Regions from separate parts of the Homo sapiens genome. Here region 1 is linked to region 2. A link is a loop called in an ENCODE intact Hi-C map of the cell type or tissue named here. Cell type or tissue: GM12878. All regions are shown on one strand. Each heading gives the region's core, and the rest is flanking DNA. Links, peaks and the distances in the headings are about the cores only.

The links. Peaks named below come from ENCODE experiments on the same cell type or tissue, not always from the same donor. Only the 100,000 strongest peaks of a DNase experiment are listed, where the experiment ranks them.
Region 1: a loop joins it to region 2, with 2.0 times the contacts of the local background. A loop is called at or near these places in 2 of 110 quality-filtered maps.

What each region holds. Positions count from the first base shown.
Region 1 is chr1:243,583,429-243,591,768 of GRCh38, reverse strand. The region is part of intron 8 of AKT3 (AKT serine/threonine kinase 3); the gene reads left to right. Among named protein-coding and RNA genes, the nearest start is that of AKT3-IT1, 210 kb to the left of the region's middle. In GM12878, for the core only: no CTCF peak of the experiment used is centred there; DNase peaks (open chromatin) are centred at 2,338 and 3,408; H3K27ac peaks cover 2,235 bases.
Region 2 is chr1:243,724,039-243,732,378 of GRCh38, reverse strand. The region is part of intron 2 of AKT3 (AKT serine/threonine kinase 3); the gene reads left to right. Among named protein-coding and RNA genes, the nearest start is that of AKT3-IT1, 66 kb to the left of the region's middle. In GM12878, for the core only: no CTCF peak of the experiment used is centred there; DNase peaks (open chromatin) are centred at 4,268 and 4,618; H3K4me3 peaks cover 844 bases; H3K27ac peaks cover 2,395 bases.

The DNA of each region.
Region 1 (8,340 bases), core at 25-8,024, 140 kb after region 2:
TTTTATTTCAGACATTTTCATCTCTTGAAGTTTGATTTGGGACTTTTTTTTTCATCTTCATCTTATGTGCTTCCCTCTACCTTTTGAACTTTTATATTTTCAACAGCTATTTTTTATATTTTCAACGGCTAATTTATTATGGTATTCGTGTAATTATATCTTATGTGTCATTTTCTCAGTCTGTTTCTATTCATTGATTAGTCTCCTGATTATAGGTTATTATTTTCCTGTTTCTTTTTATGTCCGTTAATTTTTTATTGGATGCCAGACATTGAATTTTACATTGTCAGATGCTGGAAGTTTGGGGATTAAAAAATATATTTAGGCATTATTCTTATGTATAAACAGTATGATCCTATCAGTGCTTGCTTTTAAGCTTAGTAAGACTGGTCTGGAATATCCTTTGCTCTAGCACTAACACGGCTGCACTATTGAGGCAGTATTTTTTTAAAACTCTGTTAGATGCCATAGTTTTTAGGAGATCTTTCTATTTTGCCATGTGAGAACATGAAATATTTTTGCCTTTCTGTTAGCCTGGTGATTGTTTCATCTGGTCCTTTTCAGTGGCTCTTTCCGTAGCTTTTCCCCACATACAGGTGCTGCTCAATGAGACTCCGAGGCAATCCATTGTAGATCTCTCGAGCTCTGTCTTTGGTACTGTCTTCTGTCTAGTTACCTGTCTCATGAATTCTAGATACCTTGGTCTCCCCAGTCTCTGAACTCAGTATCATTAAATCAAGGATCCTCGTAGGCTCTTTTTGTTTTGTTTTGTTTTCCTCTCCCTGTGTTACAGCCTGGACATTGTTTCTAGGTATCCAGCTGGAGTAATCATAACTATCACCTTATTCATTTCCCTTTTCTCCTGGGCAACTGTAGATCTGTGCATTTAGTTATTTATCCAATTTTAGAAAATTTCAGCCATTCTTTTTCAAATGTCTTTCTCCTTTCAGTAATTTATATTACACATGTGTTAGATTCATTGATACTGTCCAACAGGTCACTGAGGCTTTTTTTTCCCAGTTGTAATTTATATCGATTCTTTAGCTATGATTTCACATTCAGAAGTCCTTTCTCTTTCAGTGTCGAATCTGTTAATTCCATCTAGTGAATTTTTTATTTTAGATGTTGTTTGTTTTATCTCTACAGTCTCATTTGTTTCTATTTCCCTTTATCTCTTCTTTATGTTCATGTACTATTTTGAAGTCAGTATCTATTAATTCCATCATCTCTGATTTTTAGGTATGTTTCTAATGACTGATTTTTCTCTTGGTTATAGGTCATATTTTCTTGCATCTTGTCATGTTTAGTAAACGTTGATTGGATGCTAAATCATTTGTTCTTGGGGGTTTCTTTTTTTAATTTATTTCTTCTTGGCTTTATTGAGGTATAATGAACAAATAAAATTGTATAAATTTTAGGTATACAGTGTAGTGATTTGATACGTGTATGTATTGTGAAAGGATTGCCACAATTGAATTAGTGAATACGTCTGTCACCTATCAGTTACCTTTGTCTGTGTGTGATGAGAATACCTAAGACCTACTCTCTTAGCAAATTTTAAATATACAGTACAGTATCATTAACTATAGTCATGATGCTGTACATTAAATCCCCAGAACTTACCCGTAACTGGAAGTTTGTACCATTTGACAAGTATCTCCCCATTTTACTTACCTCCCTACCCCAGCTCCTGGCAACCATCATTCTACTTTCTGTTTCTGTGAGTTTGATTCTTTTAGATTCCCCATATAAGTGGATCATACAGTATTTGTCATCCCTGACTTATTTTACTTAACATAATGCCCTTGAGGTTCATCCATGTTGTCACAAATGGTAGGACTTCCTTCTTTTTATGGCTGAATAATATTCCATTGTATAAATATACCACATTTTCATTATCCATTTATCTGCTGATAGATGTTGCTTCTTCATATCCAAGAAATCTATATATATAGAGTGTTTCCATTCTTGGAATAGAGATACCTGCAGTCCTGCCTTAATTACAGTGAATAATGCTACAGTGTATGTGGGAGTACAGATATCTATTTGAAATATTGATGTCATTTCCTTCAGATAGATATATATACCTAGAAGTGAGATTGCAGGATTATGTGATAGTTCTATTTTTCGTTTCTTATGGAGCCTCCATACTGTTTTCCATAATGGCTATACCAATTTACATTCCCACCAACAGTGCACAAGGGTTCCCTTTTCTCCACATCCTCACCAGCACTTGCTATCTCATCTTTTTTATAATAGCCATCCTAACAGGTGTGTGGTAATATCTCATTGTGGTTTTGATTTGCATTTCTCTGTTGACTAGTGATCTATCTTGAGCACCTTTTCATGTATCTGCTGGCCACGTGTATATTTTCTTTGAAAAGTATATTCAGGTCCTTTCCCTATTTTTTGATCAGATTTTTTTTCTTTTTTCTTTTTTTTTCTTTTTTTTTTTTTTTTTTGAGATGGAGTTTTGCTCGTGTTGCCTAGGTTGGAGTGCAGTGGCACAATCTCGGCTCACTGCAACCTCTGCCTCCCGGGTTCAAGCGATTCTCCTGCCTCAGCTTTCCGAGTAGCTGGGATTACAGGTGCCTGCCACCACGCCTGGCTGATTTTTGTATTTTTAGTAGAGACGGGGTTTCACCATGTTGGTCAGGCTGGTCTCAAATTCCTGACCTCATGATCCATCCTCCTCAGCCTCTCAAAGTGCTGGGATTGCAGGCGTGAGCCACTGTGCCCAGCCGAGTTTTGTATATATTTGGGATATTGACCTCTTATCAGATATATTATTTGCAAGTATTTTCTCCCATTCCATAGGTTTTTGACTCTGTTGATTGTTTTCTTTGCTTCACATAAGCAAAGAGATAAATAGTAGTCCCACCTATTTATCTCTGCCTTTGTTGCTTGTGCTTTTGGTGTCATATCCAAGAAATACTTGCCAAGACCAATATCAAGGAGGTTTTTTTGGTATGTTTTCTTCTAGGAGTTTTATAGTTTCAGGTCTTACGTTTAAGTTTTTAATCCATTTTGAGTTGGTTTTTTGATATGATGAAAGATAAGACTCCATTACATTCTTTTGCATGTGTATATCCAGTTTTCCTAGCACTATTTATTGAAGAGATTGTTCTTTCTCCCTTATGTATTTTCAGTACCCTTGTCAAATGTTTGTTGACCATATAGGCATGGATTTATTTTTGGCTTTTGATTCTCTTCCATTGATTAGATAATTTGAGTTTTACGTGAGTTACTGGATTTTGTTTTCTTCTGTCAGAGTGTTAGTTTTTATTCTGGAAGGCAGTATTTACAAATATGATTGATATTTCAGTATTGATGTTAGCTTTGTTCGTGTAAGTTCAGGTTTCACTCTGACTCTTGAGATATCTACTGAATGCCTGAGAGTTCAGTAATGACTCTTCTCTGACTGCCTAAAAATTGAATGTCTCTCAGCTCTGCGTGAGCTCTAAGAGCTACTACATATTTACAGCTTTCCTTTCCTTCTCTGCTTGTCCTCATAAAGTTAAACCCTACACATGCATTGCTTAGTATTCAACTGCAGACTCAACTGTGCAGATTCTGTATAGCTTCCTCCTCATTAGTGTTCTGTCCTGCAAATGCCATCTACCTCATCATCCTCAAAATCTGATGTTTATCTTTTCAGCAGTGAAACCCTTGAATTAGGTTTGTGATTTTTCTTCCTCAATAATGTGTCAGAAAGTGCCCCCAGACAAAAGGTGGATAATCATATGGCTCACCTCATTTGTTTCTGTTGTAACAGGTACCATCGTCATGCACTTCCTCTTGTCCAGTATCTAATGAGAGTTCTTTTATATATTTGCTCAGTTTTCATCTTCTGTTTTAGATATGCCCATCAAATGTTTAGGGCAGTTGGGTAAGTTCAGTCCTGTTGACTTTTCACTCATATATTCTGGTTCTTAACTAGTAGTTAACTAAAAAATATAAAAAATTTGAAATTTAAAATACTAAAAAATCTGAAATTTATCGTATTATATTGTGAGGTAAAAATCTAATTTTTCTTCAACCTGGTTGGAAGGCCGTTTTCACATTTTTCTCAATGTATATACTTCTGAAAATATCCTTGTGTAGAAGATGGCTTCTATATTTTTATGTATGTATGTATGTATTTATGTATGTATTTTTGAGACGGAGTCTTGCCCTGTCACCTGGGCTGGAGTGCAGTGGTGCAGTCTCGGCTTACTGCAAGCTCCACCTCCCGGGTTCAACCAATTCTTGTGCCTCAGCCTCCTGAGTAGCTGGGATTACAGCGCCCGCCACCATGCCCAGCTATTTTTGTGTGCTTTTGGTAGGGACGGGGTTTCGCTGTGTTGCCAGGGCTGGTTTCGAATTCTTGAGCTCAGGCAATCTGCCAGTCTCGGCCTCCCAAAGTGCTAGGATTACAGGCGTGAGCCACTGTACCCAGCGTATATTTTTATTTTTTAAGGAAATTTCTAGGAGAGCAACTACCGAACTTTAAAAATTATCTTGCTATCTATTGCCAGATTGTTTTGCAAAGACTGTCTGTTTACATACTAGCCACCAGTGTATAAAGATGCTTATCTCACCTCACTTTCACTGACAATACTAATTTTTCATAAATTTAAAATTGCCCTTTTTTAAGTTTTGTCTCTGTTACATTGATTATTACAAGGTGGCCTATGTTCATATACATTAATAATTTGTAGCCCTCTCAGGTTAATTGTACCTTTACCCAATTTTTTGTGTTTTAGTCTTTTAATTTTTTTTTATATTAAGAATATGAGCTTTGTCACATGTTATAAATACTCCATTTTATTTCTATCTTTGCTACTTTATATGGCTAAATCTACTGGATTTTCCCTTCATTATTCCATTTCTTTTTTATTTTTTTCAACTTTTATTTTAAATTCAAGAAGGTACTTGTGCAGGTTTGTTACCTGGGTATATGGCCATGATGCTGAGGTTTGGCATACAAATGATCCCATGATCAGGTACTGAGCATGGTACCCAACAGTTAATTTTTCCACCCTTTTTAACCCCTCCCCTCCTCTAGTAGTTTCCAGTTTCTATAGTTACCATATTTATGTCCATGAGTACCAATTGATTAGCTCCTACTTATAAGCAAGAGCAAGCAGTATTTGGTTTTCTGTTCCTGTGTTAATTCACTCCGGATAATGGCCTCCAGCTGCATCCATGTTGCTGCAAAGGACCGGATTTTGTTCTTTTTACGACTGCATAGTATTCCATGGCATATATATATATACACCACATTTTCTTAATCCGGTCTATCCATGTCTTTGCTGTTGTGAATAGTTCTGCAATGAACATGCAAGTGCCTGTGTCTACTTTATAGAACAATTTGTTTTCTTTTGGGTACACACTCAGTAATGTGATTGCTGGGTCAAATGGTAGCTTTATTTTAAGTTCTTTGAAAAATCTCAGAATTGGTTTCCATAGTGGCTGAATTAATGTACATTCCCACCAACAGTGTTACAAGCATCCCCTTTTCTCTGCAGCCTTGTCAACATGTTATTGTACTATTAGACCGATTATTGTTTGACATTTTAATGGCAGCCATTCTGACTGGTATGAGATGATATCTCATTGTGGTTTTGATTTACATTTCCCTGAAGATTAGTGATGTGCAGCATTTTTCATATTTGGTGGCTGCTTGTATGTCTTCTTTTGAGAAATGTCTGTTCATGTCATTTGCTCATTTTTTATTGGGTTACTTGTGTTTAGCTTGTTCAATTGTTTAACTTTCTTATACACTTTGGATATTAGACCTTTGTCAGATAGTTTATGAATATTTTATCCCATTCTGTAGGTTTACCCTGTTGATAGTTTCTTTTGCTGTACAGATTCTCTTTAGTGTAATTAGGTCTCACTTGTCGATTTTTGGTTTTGTTCAATTGCTATCGAGGACTTAGTCATATAATTTTTTCCAGTGCCAATGTCAAGAATGGTGTTTCTTAGATTTTCTTCTAGGATTCTTATAGTTTGAGGTTTTACGTTTAAATCTTTAACCAATATTGAGTTAATTTTTGTATATGGTAAAAGATAGGGGTCCAGTTTCATTCCTCTGCGTATGGCTCACCAGCTGTCGAAGCACCATATATTGAATAAGGAGTCCTTTCCCCATTGCTTATTTTTGTCAGCCTTGCCAAAGATTAGATTATTGTAGGTGGCTGGCTTTATTTCTGGGCTCTCTATTATGTTCCATTGGCCTTTGTGTCTGTTTTTTTACAGTACCATGCTGTTTTGGTTGCTGTAGCTTTATAGTATGGTTCGAAGGCAGGTAATTTGATACCTCTAGCTTTCTTCTTTTTGATTAGGATTGCTTTGGCTATTCTGGCTCTTTTTTGGTTTCTTGTTAATTTTGTAGTTTTTTTTTTCCAGTTCTGTGAAAAATGATGTTGGTAGTTTGGTAGGTATAGCCTTGAATCTGTAGATTGCTTTGGGCAGGGAAATATGGCTATTTTACTGATATTGATTCTTCCAGTCCCTGAGCATGGAACGTTTTTTCATTTGTTTGTGTCATGTATGATTTCTTTTAACGGTGTCTTGTAGTTCTCCTTGTAATGATCTTTTACCTTCTTGGTTAGATGTATTCCTGGATTTTTTTGTGTGTGTGGCTATTGTAAATGATTTGGCTCTCAGCTTGGATGTTATCAGTATATAGAAATGCTACTGATTTTTGTACATTGATTTTCTCTCCTGAAACCTTGCAAAAATCATTTATCAGTTCTAATAGCCTTTTGGTGGAGCCCTTAGGGTTTCCTGAGTATCGAATCATTATCAGTAAAGAGAGATAGTTATACTTTTTCTTTGCCTATTAGGATGCCTTTTTATTTCTTTCTTTTACCTGATTTTCTCTGGCTAGCACTCTCCACTAATATATTGACTAGGAGTGGTGAGAGGGGGCATCCATATCTTGTTCCAGTTCTCAAGGGGAATGCTTCCAGTTTTTGCCTGTTCAGTATGATGTTGGCTGTGGGTTTGTCATAGATGGTGCTTATTATTTTCAGGTATGTTCCTTTGATGCCTAGTTTGTTGAGGGTTTTTATCATAAAGTGATGTTGGATTTCATTGAAAGCTAATTTGGTTTATGTGGTGAATCACATTTATTGATTTGTATATGTTGAACCACCCTTGCATCCCAGGAATGATGCCTACTTGATCATGGTGAATTAACTTTTTGATGTGTTTTTCAATTCAGTTTGCTAGTATTTTGTTGAGGATTTTTGCACCTGTGTTCATCAGGGATATAGTCCTGTGATTTTCTTTCTTCATTGTGTCTTTGCCAGGTTTTGGTATCAGGATGTTACTGGCTTTGTAAAATCATTTTTTTGGAATAGTTTCAGTAGAATTTATACCACCTCTTCCTTGTACCTTACATAGAATTCAACTGTGAATCCGTCTTGTTTGGGACTTTTTTGGTTGGTAGGTTTTTTTTATTACTGACTCAGTTTTGGAACTCGATATTAGTCTGTACAGTGTGTCAATTTGTTCCTCATTCAGTCTTGGTAAATTGTGTGTTTCCAGGAATTTATCCATTTCCTCTAGATTTTCTTGTTTGTATGTATAGACACATAGCCTCTGAGGACCTTTCGTATTCCTGTGGGATAAGTTGTAATGTAATCTTTGTCATTTCTAATTGTGGTTATTTATATCTTCTCTCTTTTCCTTTGTTAATCTCACTAGCAGTCTAGCAATCTTCTTTATCCTTTCAAAGAACCAACTTTTGGCTTCATCATTTCATTATGTGGATTTTTAGGTCTTAATTTCGTTCCATTCTGCTCTGATTTTAGTTATTTTTTTTTCTTCTGCTAGCTTATGGGTTAGTTTGTTCTTGTTTTCCTGGTTCCTCTAGATGTGATGTTAGAGTATTAATTTGAGATCTTTCTAATGTTTTGAGGTAGGCATTTAGTGCTTTCAACTTTCCTCTTAACACTGCTTTTGCTGCGTCCCTGGAATTTTGGTGTGTTGTGTACCTATTTTCATTTATTTCAAATACTATTTTTATTTCTGCCTTGATTTTGTTGTTTACCCAGAAGACATTCAGGAGCAAGTTGTTTAATTTTCATGTAACTGTATGGTTTTGAGATACCTTCTTGGTATTGATTTCTGTTTTTATTCCACTGTGGTCCAAGATTATGGTTAGTATGATTTCAGGGTTTTTTTGTTTGTTTTTCTTTTTCTTTTTCTTTTTTTTTTCTTTTTTTTTTTTTTTTGAGACTTACTTTAAGGACGAGCATGTGGTCAGTCTTGGAGTATTGTTCCATGTGCACCTGAGAAGAATGTATGTTCTGTGGCTGATGGGTAGAGTATTCTGTAGATGTTTTT
Region 2 (8,340 bases), core at 233-8,232:
AGGCTCAGCAAGGGAGTGGAGAAGCTTTTTAATGGAAGAAAGAGGCAGCTTTAGGTATGCTGTGGTTGGAAGGCTGTTGGCATGGGAAAGCTGGAAGTGTGGGTATCTTGTGTGACTGGTCTGGGGAACATCTTAGCTTTTTCTGTTTGGTCCTTGGTTGTCATTGCCCAAGTCCTGACCGTTCTGGGCTCTTGGCTGCAGAGCTTGTGGTTTGCCATCCTGCGTTGGTTGCAAAGGTTGTGGCTCAGAGTTCTGTGGTTATACATGATCTCACTGTTGTCCATTTTATATTCAGCCTCTCAGTGGGTAGTGTTGTTAAGATGAGGCGAAATTTATTTAGAAAAAATATGTAAATCTATATGAGGAACAATATTAAGTAAATAATGTAGATGGCATGTGAATATGACACAAATTGTGAAGGTGGTAAATGAAATTAGGAAGAAAGGAAAAACCGTTACATGGTAATTACATATGAGGCATTTCACTGAGTGTTTTCCCATTTTATTTCATTTTATCCTCTTCAAAGCTCTATAAGTACAATATCATAATCCTGAAATTATAAATGAAGATTCTGAGGGTTAGTGAAGTACATTGGTCCATGGTTGCACAGCTAATAAACAGGAGCTGGAATTCCAACCCAGAGCTTACTGACTTGAGCTTACTGACTTTTGACTCTAAAAAGAGGCACAAACTATTAGTTTACAAATGTGATCATTCCATGAACTGAGATCTTTCAGTGCGTCACTTCTAGTGCCTTCTATTTCTCTTCACAGAACACTCTTTTTGGATAAAGAGGGTTTAAAAAATAATCTCTCTATTGATTTTTAAATAGCTGCGGTGGCTAGCTTCCAAGTCTGCAACTATGTACTTCCTTGTTTCAAGCTGGCCTCACTATGTGTGTAGAGGACGCCTTGGCTTATCCTAGTTACTGTTGCTGTACTGAGACCATCCAGTAAGAGTGACTCAGAGCTTGCCCATTACCTCTTCTTGCCCCTTAGTTCTTGCTGTATATCAAAGCAAGTGTTTTCTAAATTCTTGCAGACTCTTTGTTCTCTATTGCCTTATTATTGGTGATATTGCATGCCATTTATCTTAAACGTATGGATGGTAGAAAACATGAGCTGCTACAACAACATAATATATATCTACAGCAGGCTATTATATATATTTTTTGCTTTCATTTTGGCATGTGGTAGATACTTACATATAAGAGTTTATGCTATGAGCAGAAATAATCGAAATGTCACGGGATCCTTCAGGTGTCACTCTGCCAGCCGGGAACCATTGTGGCCTGTGGCGCCCCTGCTTGAGTTTCACTCACTCCCACTGTGCTCGTTCCACCCACTCAGCCCGGCAGGCTGCACTCAGTTCGCCCAACCCGGATCCCACGCCTGATGAGGGCAAACCAGGCTCAGAGCACTGAAGGGTGTGTGAGAGAGCTAACACAGGGTCCGGCCAGCTGTGGTGGGGCAGGCAGCTCTGGGTGCTGGCAGAGGTGCCGGCTCCTTGCCAGGCTGCAGCTGGAGCAGGCGTACCACACGTAGTTTCTGGTGCAGGTGCTGGTGTCTGGAAAAGGGGGATGCGGTGGCACCTAAAAACTTGGGGACGCCAGCAACTGCAGAGCCTCAAGGAGTGGGTCAGGCGTGCTCTCTCATTCTCTCCACCCGCGGCTCGGCGAGCAGGGGGAGCAGGTTTCAGCTTGTTCAGTCCCACCACCTCACCCCAGCCGGCGGCTCCCAGGCTGGCCCAGCTCCACTGCCACTTCCTGTCACATGGGGCAGCTGCCCAATGCAGGCAGAAGGCAGGAAGGCTATAGTGTTACAGCCCTGGCTTGGGAAATCCTGATGTCTCGGCCCCCAGAAGTGTCACTGCTTTTCACTCCTGCAGTCCAGCAAATGGGAGCATGTCACCACCACAGTTTGGTGAGTTGGCCAGGAAAGTGTTGCAGCCCTTTTCATGCCCACTGTTGGGTGGGTCCCGAATTCTGGTCCTTTGTCCAGGAAGAATGAGGTTACGTGGACAACTGGAAGGTGAGCAAGGTGGAGAAGTTTTACTGAGTAGCAGAACAGCTCAGCAGAGAGGAGACCCAAAGCGGGCAGCTCCTAAGGGTAGTCCTTACTTACCTTGAGTCCAGCTGAAGCTGGGGTTTTTATGGGCTCAAAATGGAGGAAGTGTGTGCTGATTGGTCCCTGGGCAGGAGGAAGTGCGTGCTGAGTGGTCCATGGGTGGACCTGGAAAAAACACCATTTCATTGGCTGAAAGGCGTAAAGGAAATTCTCCCTCCAGGTTGTGGATTCCAGCTAGAAGGAGCAGCCAGGTTTTCAGGCTTCATGCTGTGTGTGCCCTGAAGGTTGGGTTTCACTGGGGACCTGTCCCAATCTGCCTAGGAATTTGTCTGCCTCCTGCCACTATCACAATTTTATTTCTGAAATACACAAATATTTAAAGCTGTTAGGAAGGTGTCAGTAGAGAGACTTGGAAAATACAGGCAAGATGAAAGTAAATTATTCTGGTAATAAAGTGACCCATTCTTATTAGGGAAAATGAAAAATATACATAAAGAAGAACACTGTAATCTATCATTTATTGTCCAGAGATATTACTAATATTTTATGTCTCCTTAATCTTTTGTCTATGCACATATTTTTATTTTTAAAATACAACATTTGGAATTTTATATCTTGCTTTTTTTCTCTTAATATTATGAACGTTTTCCCATATCATTAAGGACTTTTAATAGCATTTTATAATTATTTACCTAACAGTTCTCCCTGATCATTAGACAGTTAAGATAGATTTCAGATCTTTTTTTAAGGTAGATTTTTATGAGTGAAATTACTGGCTCAAAGGATATGGTTACTTTCATGTCTCTTTATAATCTATGAGGTACTTGATTTTTTTCCTGGAAAGGCTGTACCCATTTATGTTCTCACCATATTCTCATGCTTTAAACTCAGTGCATATGCTCTTATTTTCACTAGTATTTTGAATTCCACCCTTTTAATCTTTTCAAAATCTCAAATCATTACCTCTCTTGTATTACCAGTCTCTCCCTCTCTGCTTTATCATTCACACCGGCATATAAAGGTGCAATAGTATCTTCCATCCTAAAAAGAAAAGCCCCCTCTTGACATATTGCTTCCCATTCTGCTACTGCCTCTATTTCTGCTTCTCTTTTAATAAAATTTTATTGCATGGTTTGTCCACACTGGCATCTTTCATATTCTCACCTTGTAGTTAATTTTCTGCCCTAAACTCTAGTTTATTTGGATTTCTTACTCCTCTGAAGAGTCTAGTAAAAATCATTGACATCCGCGTGAACATTTTTCTCTTTCTTTTTCTCCATCTCTTAATATCATTCAGCACAAGTAGCAACTCAATTCTTGAAACCCAACCTTGGTTTCTCCTAACTCATTGGCTCTTCCTTTCTGATCTTGTATCAGTTCTTGATACACTACCTGATGCCTACTTATTGGAGGGCCATGTGACTCCATGGAGGACTCCTTTCCCTAAGGAAAAACTAAGTTTCCCTGAAGTCCTTTTTGTCTCTAATAACTTTTTACCTCTTCTGGGATGTCTGGCATATGACTCTTGCCTTAGAGTCCATAGACTGCAAATGAGTTTGTGCTTTTAATGACACGTACTTTAAAACTCATTGATCTTAGTTTTATTAAGTCTTTAGATTTTTGAAAATTTTCTTTCAAGTGGTTATTCTTTGAAATCGTGAAGAACTGACAGCATATGACCAGACAGTTTTTCTACAAAAGCATTGGGATTGCCTGTCCTGTCCTATCTGTTCCCATAAAGTTTTAGGTGAAATACAAAGGTTTATGATCTAAATTCACAATTGCTAGTATGATGCATTAGCACACCATAAGTTCACAGTACTCTTTGCACTATATTCCTGAATGATTAAAACTTACAGCTGGCATAGTATCAAGTGCTGGCTGCCCAAGTGTCTCCCTCACAACCTATAGATAGAGTTTATTGCCTGTCACAGAAAGGGAGTACACCACCTGGTTAGAACTTTGGCGGTTTCTTGGAGGGAAGAAAGCAAGGATAGTATGTACTGAGAATCAAAGTTTGGTTGAGGTTGAGTGAATACTGGGTGTGTGTGTGTGTTTGATTAAAATTGGATGATGACCATTATGCAACAGCAAGGGATTCAAAAAATCTTACATACTGTTGGGGCTTTCTATTGAATCGTTGATGCGTGTTTCAGGAGTTTGCTGTGATGAACAATCAAACCGTTTGCCAGGGTGAGGCTCTCCCTGAATAGTCAAGTCATGTTAACGTACACTGTGAGTTGTTTAGGGAGTTGATAGTTTTAGTCTTCAAGTTGTATGTGGTTTCTGTTAAACTATTAATGTCATAGGACTACAACATACTACTTCAAGCTCTTAAAATGGCTTTCCCTTATTTTTGAGAGATGTAGCTGAGTGCTGCTTATAGTCAGGTCAATTCTTATAAAACACCAACATCCCTCTATGCCTAAATATCAAATCAGTGTTATAATTATTTTTTTAAACTAAGATTATATCAAATTTTTTAGTTTGATACTTACAAAATAGTTATGATGCTTTTTTTTCTTGGTTCTCTTTTTTTCTTTGCTAGAAAGACTTTGAACTATAAGGATGGAGGTTCCTTTTCTGCAGACTTAAGAAAGAGGATGTGAAACTTGGTGTCATGAGTTCTAAATACCTCAAGTTATTGTTGCAAGAATAGGGTTTTCAGTTTTGCAATTTCAGCCTATAAATTACAATGAAGAGTAAGAGTCCTTATAATAATAAACTTTTGGGGCTGGGAGCAGTGGCTGACACCTGTAATCCTGGCAATTTGGGAGGCTGAGGTGGGAGGATCATTTGAGGCCAAGAGTTCTAGACCTTCCTGGGCAACATAGCAAGACCCTATCTCCACAAAAAGTGAACAAAATTAGCCACGCATGGTAGTGCATGCCTGAAGTCCCAGCTACTTGGGAGGATTGCTTGAGTCAGGAGGTCAAGGCTGTGTTGAGCTGAGATTGTACCATCGCACTCCAGCCTGGGCAACAGAGCAAGACCCTGTCTCAATCAATCAATCAATCAATCAACTAACTTACTTTTGGTATTGTATGCTGATTTATGAAGGTTGAACCTAGGATTAAATGTTGTCTTTTGTCTGCCCTTTATTTTTCTTCCCTTAACAGATGCCATGTTGAGCTGCCTTGTCCTGATTTTGACCCACAATGTGTATTCAGCCTCAGCACTTATTATGTAGGTTAGGCTCCTTTTAAATGTTAATGTTTCACATTTATGCTTGTGTGAATTGCTCATTTTCTGTCATAACCTGGGGGTATGGAAGGAATCTGTTGAAGACCAAGGAGGTGGGCTTTACCACAATACTGACATCTCTTCTCAGCTCAGGCAGGGAGCCTTGGCTAGGCCACCTATTGCCACTGCCTAAGTAGAAGGTGATTGGCAGAATCTTATCTGCTTTGCTTTGACTTTTCATTGCCAGAGTTTGTTGAAGGATGCCAGATGTTTGGGAAAACAAGTTTCTTTTTGCTTTCTATCCCTATTCTTGCCAAATTCTTACCTGTTTTTTCATGAGGATGCCCTGGCTTGCAAGAAAAAGCAAGAAAAATAAAAACATAAGTTTGATTCTTAATTTGAGCATTCTGACCCATTTTCAGCTTTATATATCCTTGGTCCATTTTTCTTCCTGTTATTTTGACAACTCTCATGGCTGTGGGACTGAGTGCTTGTTCATAGATAAATGTTAACTTTCTTTTGGGTTGAAAAAGAGAATATTGGTTGCTAAGTTGAGCAACCACAGACTGAGATTTTCAGAAAATTGACAACTTCTTTTGAGAATTTACCTGTTGTAAGTTATAGAAACTGAACTTAAATATTACCAAACAACCATATTAAATATTTGCCATATTTTAGATTGTTCCCTGCATTAATTGAGTTCACTTTATAGGTGTAAAATATTTTTATATTTAGTAAGCAGATCAAATAATATTAACCCCACAACTTTTTCCCACACGTTAAAAAACACCTGACTCTTCATCCAGATAATTTTTCCAGATTTCACCACTGGAATTTACTTATACATCCTTTAATACCTAAATAATCAGTCTTGTTCTGATATTATCTGCCTTTCGTAAATAATTGAAATGGATTTGGCTTACATATTGGGGCGTGGGTTAACCTCCAGTTGGAATTCTAAATTTATCAAACTTAAGATCTGTTAAAATGCCCAGCAACAGAATAATTAAAACAGATTTGAAAAGATGAGTAGCACCCACCAGCATACTAGACATTAATGTTGGAGGTATGAAATTCCAGACATTAATGTTGGAGGCATGAAATTCCAGAGCTGCCTGCACTAGGCCTTTATGAGAACTAACCTTTTAAAAAGGCCAGTAGCTTTCCTAGTCTTCTACGAAGTGCCAGATAGATGAGTGAATGTGTATAAACACCTTTCTGTGTGTACTTTTTAGCTATTACTTTGAAAATTGTAACAACATATATATTGCTTATCCATTTTGAATCAACTGTGACATCTTTTAGCCATGTATATGTGGCATATGTATTGTTTTCATTAAATCGTCGAAATTATATAAGCCAGTTACCACTTTTCACTAATTTTTTTTGGCAATGGTATTTTGGAAGAATTAAATATATTTGAACTGTATATTGAAGTAGTCAAAGTGACCTTCAAAAGGAATGTAATGATCTTAAATATAATATTTTATCTTATTTAGTTGTCACAAGGACCTTATTTCTGTGGTTATGCCCCCGACCCTTAACCCTTGCAAATCTCCGTATGCAGTGAGCAGTGTTACTGCTGGAGTATATTATTCTTGTCTCTGAAGTAGAGACACAAAAAAGGCTGAGTTCTGTTCTGTTATTCTGCTAGATTGGTCACATATTCCTGGAGAGTGGTGTTATAATTTTTTTTCCTGCATCTTTGCAGATAGCACAGTGCCCCCATGGAATACTTCACTCACTCTAGTCACTGGTGAAGTCCTACTCATCAACCCTTCAAGTTATAGCTCAAGTTTCACCTCTTGTATCTTGTCTTCCCTTGTCACCATTTGAAAGTAAACTCTTCCTTCTGAAACTGTCAACACTTTCCAGAACTTTTCTTACTGCCCTTATTGCAGTTTCATTTCTTTTTCTCTTTTTTTTTTTCTTTAAAGACAAGGCTCGCTCTGTCTCTGAGGCTGGAATGCAGTGGCCTTATCATAGCTCACTGCATCCTCAAACTCCTGGGCTCAAGCTAACCTCCCGAGTAGCTAGAACTACGGGCATGCATCATCATGCCAGGCTAATTTAATTTTTTTTTTTTTTTGGTCTAGACAAGGTCTTGCTATGTTGCCGAGGCTGGTCCTGGACTCCTGGCCTCAAGTGATCCTCCTACCTCAGCCTCCCAAAGTTCTGGGATTATAGGTGTGAGCCACTGTGCCCAACCCTACTTTTGTTTCTTGTGTACCTGATTTTTCTTCTATATTGTAGGATATTTTATAACAATAGTTGCCTTTTCTTCATCTTTTTTCCCTCAGAAACTGGAAAGTATTTTGTTGGCCAGAGATCTGAATGATTTAAGAATGATTTTAGTTTAAAATTCAGTTTTTTCTCCCAGGAGATACTGAGCTCTTAAATTAGTATTTCTTAAAGGGAGGGCAATAGTCCACCTGTATTAGAACCCCCTTAATCCTTGGTAAAAGTGTAGTTTTCCAGAAAATGAAATTAGAACTTGTGGGTCTGGATCCCAGAAGATGGATGCATTTGTATTAAGTGCCATGGTAAGTCATATTTACACAAAAACTGAAGATTCATTCCCTTAAATTATTATGGAAATAAATAAACATTAAGATACCATAAGTCTTATAATGTAGGAAAAAATTCCTTACTTTTGCATTTGAAAAAAATATGCTTTTGAAAACTAAATTCCTTATTGATTCTCTGTTTTTGGTCTTGATTACTGATTTGCTCACCTAATAGTTCTCTAATGTATGTAGGTTTAAGGAACTAAAAATAGAGATATTACTGACTGAACTAGTTAGTATGTAAAGTAGAAAATGGTACAACTGCATACTCAGTAACGGGTAGTTTTACCTTTTTCTGGATTCTTTTTTTTTTTTTTCCCCTCAATTTTTCTAGATTTTGGCCTACCTTGTATTATCTTGTTTGTTTGGTGTTAACTTTTTCTTTTGAGGACTGCAGGGATGACAGTCTTGTTTTCCTCTCCTGTATCACACAGCATTGTTACAGTGGCTCAGAAAAGCATTTCTGAATACTTTGAGGATTATTTATGTTTGTTATAAAATGAAATTTGTTGTTTCTGACTCGG